2 separate regions of the Homo sapiens genome follow, and region 1 is linked to region 2. Evidence: read pairs that join two places in POLR2A ChIA-PET (ENCODE). Cell type or tissue: CD4-positive, alpha-beta T cell. All regions are shown on one strand. Each heading gives the region's core, and the rest is flanking DNA. Links, peaks and the distances in the headings are about the cores only. Region 1 overlaps SUSD3 (sushi domain containing 3). Region 2 overlaps LOC124902212 (a long non-coding RNA gene).

What was found. Peaks named below come from ENCODE experiments on the same cell type or tissue, not always from the same donor. Only the 100,000 strongest peaks of a DNase experiment are listed, where the experiment ranks them.
Region 1: POLR2A ChIA-PET joins it to region 2 with 13 read pairs; 10 of 35 experiments call an interaction of 5 or more read pairs at or near these places.

Annotation. Positions count from the first base shown.
Region 1 is chr9:93,063,082-93,065,985 of GRCh38, forward strand. All of the region lies in intron 1 of SUSD3 (sushi domain containing 3), which reads left to right. Among named protein-coding and RNA genes, the nearest start is that of SUSD3, 5.8 kb to the left of the region's middle. RefSeq lists enhancers at 1,299-1,508, 1,539-1,608. In CD4-positive, alpha-beta T cell, for the core only: no CTCF peak of the experiment used is centred there; DNase peaks (open chromatin) are centred at 1,023 and 1,500; H3K4me3 peaks cover 2,205 bases; H3K27ac peaks cover 2,500 bases.
Region 2 is chr9:93,142,921-93,145,824 of GRCh38, forward strand. The region is part of intron 1 of LOC124902212 (a long non-coding RNA gene); the gene reads left to right. Among named protein-coding and RNA genes, the nearest start is that of NINJ1, 10 kb to the left of the region's middle. RefSeq lists enhancers at 32-904, 905-1,777, 1,365-1,504. In CD4-positive, alpha-beta T cell, for the core only: no CTCF peak of the experiment used is centred there; a DNase peak (open chromatin) is centred at 1,251; H3K27ac peaks cover 1,907 bases.

The sequences.
Region 1 (2,904 bases), core at 91-2,590, 80 kb before region 2:
GCCAGCCCAGAGAAAGTGTTTCCTGGCCTCCCAGGCTCAGGAAAGGAGTACAGGAGACCCCACTGGGGCCTGGAGGGTTGAAGGTCCCCTGTATGCTGCAGACCTTGGGGATCAAGGGCTAAGGGCTGAAGTTTCCCTGTGTTCCATGGACCTTGGGGATTGAGGCCCAGGGCCCCAGTAGGGCTCATGTCCTGGGCTGCTCAAGCCCTGACCTAGGGAGTGATCCTGTGCACCAGATCCTGCTCCAAGATCTCCATAGGGCAGTCCTGCTCTTCCCAGACCCCAGGCGGGCAAGTCACCAGTTTTGCAGACGGGGAAGTTGAGGCTGAGCCAGGTGAGAAATTCAGGTCCAAGACCTGCTGCTGGGATGGGTCTTGTCAGGATCAGACCCCAGGAACCTACTGGTTAGCCCTCCAGGAAGCCTGCCCACCCAACTGGGGGCTAAGAGGGGGCATTGCCGGTCAGTGGCTTCTCTTTCTGTGGCCCCTGCAGCAAGAGAGGCCACAGGAACATGACTTTGCCTCCCTGTGCCCCCTTGGCTGAGGGCTTAAAGGAGGTTGGACCTCTTGGCCACCCTGAGGAGGCAGGTCAGGGCTGTGAGCCTTGAGCAAGGACTCACCCTACCCTCCCTCCTACCAGTTACTTCCCCCAGACCCTCTGCTTGACTTATAAAGGAAAGCCATTCCAGCAGTGCACTTACATTAGGACCTGGGCATGAGACCCTTCTTCTGGTCAGCTGGCTACAAATGCAGGGTCTGAGGCCAGGACTGCGTTTAAGGCCCCCCAGCCCCACCAGGCACCATCCTTCTCTGCTCATGGACAGTTGGGCTGGCATCAGTTTTACTGGGCTTGTATTCCAAATCGTTCTATACTTTTATTTGAGTTTTTAATTTGACGGCGCATCCCGGACTTCTTGTAGGTCAGTGTTACCTCGCTGGCTGGTCCCCTTTCTTTGGTTGTGGGTGGTGACTTCACCTTTTTTTTTGAGACAGAGTCTCACTTTGTCAACCAGGCTAGAGTACAGTGCCGTGATCTTGGCTCACTGCGGCTTCTGCCTCCTGGTTCAAGCAATTCTCCTGCCTCAGCCTCCTAAGTAGCTGGGACTACAGGTGCACACCGCCACGCCTAGCTACTTTTTGTATTTTTAATAGAGACAGGGTTTCACCATGTTGGCCAGGATGGTCTTGATCTCCTGACCTTGTGATCTGCCCACCTTGGCCTCCCAAAGTGCTGGGAGTACAGGCGTGAGCCACCGCACCCAGCCGACTTCACCCTTTATCCCCCACGTCTGTGAGGCTCAATGATGCAGGCAGGACAGGCTCTGGGGATGCTGGGAAGGGGATGCTGGGAACAGCTTGCCTGCTGTTGATGCCTGTCACTGTGACATGTAATCCACCACCTGCAGTTGCTGTCTGAGGACAAGAGCCCTCACTATAGCAGAACCTGGCGGCTGAGAACACAGGATGTGGCTTTTGGCAGATGAAGTGTGAACCAAGACAAGACCTTGGTCGACCTCAGACATAGCTAGGTGAGAGCCGACTGGTCAACCTCAGACATGGCTAGTCATGAGCTCCCCACAGGGCTCAGCACAACACACGGGCGGGCAGGGGGAGGAGCTGCTCCTTCTAAAACACACTTAGAGGAAGTCAGCTGTGGAGGTGGCCTTGCTGGGATGATCATCATTTCATCCAGTCCTCGCCCCACCCTGCCTGTTGTGGTATTTGTAGGTGGAGACACAGGCCCAGGGTGGAGAAGTGACTGGGGTCTTCTGGAAAGGCCGGGCCTACCCTCAAACCCAGGTCCTCTGGCTCCAGAGCTGGTCCTGGCTGCCTTGAGTGCATGGGAGGCCCTGGCGGTCACATCCGTCTTGTTTGAGAGAAAGCTATGTCCCCGCGGTGACACACAGTCTCAGTAGAATAAGTCCTAGGGATCAGCCCAGTGCCCAGACCGCTCAGCAGTGGTTAAATGTCTGGGTCCTGGATGGGGAGTGGTATGGCCACCCCTTCCCTGGGACCCTGGTGGGTGGGAAGGGGATGTGCCCAGGGGATCAGTTACATGTCAGCAGTGGGGATGCTCAAGGTCTTCCGCCAGCATTTTTCTTTTGAACGTGCAGCAGAGTTGAAAGAATTTTATGCCTGGACACGCACCAGCTTGATTCCACCCTTCGCATTTCGCTGTGCCTGCTTTCTCACATCTGTCTCCATCCCTTGGTCCACCCCTCCAGGCATCTCATTATTCTAATGAAGTTCTAGTTTTATTTTTAAAGAATGAATTCACGTTCATCCATTCATCCTCTCACTGGGCAGACACTCAACCAGGCGCTGTTGTGGGTGCTGGACACACTCACCCTCGCCAACCTCTCCTCCCATCCGCCAACGGCTACTCCCAAACCTCTGGCTGGTGGGGCCTCCTCTCTGCAAGGGCCGCAGTGGGCTGGGAAGCCACAGAGGAATGCAGAAGTCGCAGCTCTAAATTAAGGACTGGGAAGTGTTGGCTGCCTGGCGGCCCTGGGGAGGGGGCCACGTGGCCAGCCCGTGGCTGCCCTGCTGTGTCTGCCAGGGCTCCAGAATCCCATAGCCACCTCCTTGGCCAGAAGGACAGTGCATATACAGATCCCAAGATCCTGAAAAAGCAAAGTGGTCCCTGGCCCTTGGGGAGTGCTGATCACGACTCTTGCCTGTGAGGTGAGGCTGCCAGTCCTCCATTCCTTTGTTCTTGCATTCATTCATTCACTCATTCCTGCACTGATGTCTCCAGATATGGAGCTTGGTAGTTGACGGAGAGCCCAACCCTGGAGACAGAATTCAAGTCCTAGCTGTGCCACTGGGAGCTAGGTGACCCAAGGCCAGCGAGAGTCAGCCCAGGGTTATAGGAAATAGCCCAGGCCAGGGGTTAGAGCTGTAC
Region 2 (2,904 bases), core at 92-2,591:
CAGGCGGATCACTTGAGGTCAGGAGTTCGAGACCAGCCTGGCCAACATGACAACACCCCATGTCTACTGAAAATACAAAAATTAGCTAGCGTGGTGGTGCATGCCTGTAATCCCAGCTACTCGGGAGGCTGAGGCACGAGAATTGCCTGAACCAGGGGTTGGAGGTTGCAGCGGGTGGAAATTTTGCCACTGCACTCCAGCCTGGGTGACAGAGTGAGACCCTGTCTCAAAGAAAAAAAAAAAAAGATACATCATCTGGGACAATAACCTTGAAAAGCAGGGGTCCCAGACGACCTTATTTGCAGAGAATGCGACTGCAGACGGCAAGCAGGGGGGCATGCCCTTCGCTCTCTGTCCTCTGCTCTTTGCCCCGGCCACTGTCGGCCTCATCTGAAGGCCACCTGTGCCTCACGGTCTGAAAACGCTGGTTTCCACAGCTGCTTCTCCTTCCAAATTTCCCTGGAGTCTTGCTTTGGTGGCGAACCTCTGGTTCTATTCCTTCCTTTTAACTGAAGCCTATAGGAAAAATTTGGAAGTTGAAATATGCCAGTCCAAGGAAGGTGGACGTGGAGTTCTGAGGGTGGGGGTGCTGCCAGGGAAGTGGCACTGTGCAGGGGACCGCCCCTGGGACCCCCTGGTTCCTGTCAAGAGCAGGTAGGGGCTGGGCGCGGTGGCTCACGCCTATAATCCCAGCACTTTGGGAGGTCAAGGAGAGTGGATCACCTAAGGTCAGGAGTTCAAGACCAGCTGACCAACATGGTGAAACCCCGTCTCTACTAAAAATACAAAAATTAGCTGGGCGTGGTGGCAGGCGCCTATAATCCCAGGTATTCAGGAGGCTGAGGCAGGAGAATAGCTTGAACCCAGGAGGCAGAGGTTGCAGTGAGCTGAGATCGCACCACTGCACTCCAGCCTGGGCGACAGAGCGAGACTCTGTCTACACACACACACACACACACACAGACACACACACACACACAGATCAGGTAGGATGTGAGGTGTGTCCTCATGGCCGGACATGGGGTGGGTGGGGCCAAACAACCACAGGGACTCGTCCTGTGGCCACTGCTGCTCAGGAAGTGGATCCCAAGGAGCAGAGTCGCCAGACCCCTCAGTTCCCAGCTCCACATTTAAGGCAGGTCTGGCCATGAGCCAGGCCTCTGCATGTGACCTGGGGCCTCACTGTGGCATGGCTGCCTGTCCCACCTGTGGATGTTGCCTGTGCTGTGTAGAAGCCACATAGCCTCCGGGGCGGCTCCCCAGAATGCCACATTTCCTGTCTCTGGCTCTGATGGCGTCTAGGCTGGCAGGGGTCCCGGCCCCAGCAGTACTGTTGCCGGGCAGAGCTCAGGGCCACGTGCAGTTGGGTCTGGCTGAGAGCATCTCATGGGTTTATGAGAACCCTTCCAGCACAAAGGGGCATTTATCAGGCAGGGATGGCATGTCTTGGTCTGAACACAGGAAACACAGAAATAGCCTTTCACAGAGTGCCAGCAGGGCTGGGCTCGCCTGCTGTGGAGGGTGTCGGCTTTCCAACTCCTTCTCCAAGCTGTGCGACCCGTCCATGTTCCCCTGTGAGTTGTTCTGTCCCAGACAGGGCATTCCCTGAGAACGCTCCTGCTGCAACTGGAGGGAGAGAGGCAGGGAGGGGAAAGGGGAAGACTTGCAGGGAGAAGGAAGAAGGGAGACAGATGGAGACAGACAGAAGGAGGGATGGAAGAAATGAGAGAGAGAGAGGGAGGGAGATGGAAACATAGATTGTCTCCACTGTGACACCCTGCCTCCATGGTTCTCCATGATGGGAATGGAATTCATGTCTCACCTGGCAGCAAGGGTCTCCACAATATGACTTCACCTTCTTTCTCTTAGTAAGGCGAGAGCAGACAGGCAGACACTCCAGGAAGTAACTGATGTGTCCCTGAAAATGCCTGTCTTTCCCAGCTTGTACAACTTTGCTTGTGTTATTTCTTCTGCCTATAATGACTCTCAAAATATCCAGATTGCAAAAGAATTAAGCCCCTTTTGATACCTATAAATAATTTCTATCATTGTAATATACTAAAAACCAATGATAGTAAGGTTTTGGAGAGGTAAAAAGCAGTCTCGTTGCCAGTACAGAGATTGAAGATTCAAAGGCTTCACTAATTAGGATGTGTTTTTCTCTCACATGAAAAAAGCCTGGATATAGGCAATCTAAGGCCAGCATGGTACCCCCGTAATTTTTTTTTTTTTGAGATGGAGTTTCACTCAGGCTGGAGTGCAATGGTGCAATCTCAGCTCACTGCAACCTCTGCCCCCGGGTTCAAGTGATTCTCCTTTCTCAGCCTCCCAGGTAGTTGGGATTACAGGTGCCTGCTGCCCCACCCAGCTATTTTTTTTTTTTTTGTATTTTTAGTAAAGACAGGTTTCCATCATGTTGGCCAGGTTGGTCTCGACCTCCTGACCTCAAGTGATCCAGCCACCTTGGCCTCCCATAGTGCTGGGATTACAGGCCTGAGCCACCGTGCCTGGCCTGTTTCTTTTTTTTTTTTTTTTTTTGAGACGGAGTCTCACTCTGTCGCCCAGTCTGGAGTGCAGTGGTGTGATCTTGGCTCACTGTAAGCTCCGCCTTCCGGGTTCACACCATTCTCCTGCCTCAGCCTCCTGAGTAGCTGGGACTACAGGTGCCCGCCACCACACCCAGCTAATTTTTTGTATTTTTTAGTAGAGAACGGGGTTTCACCGTATTAGCCAGAATGGTCTCGATCCCCTGACCTCATGATCCACCCGCCTCGACCTCCCAAAGTGCTGGGATTACAGGCGTGAGCCACCATGCCCAGCCGTGTGGCCTGTTTCTTTTGTTTCTGTTTTTGTGTTTTGAGACAGAGTCTTGCTCTGTCTCCCAGGCTGGAGTGCAGTGGGGCA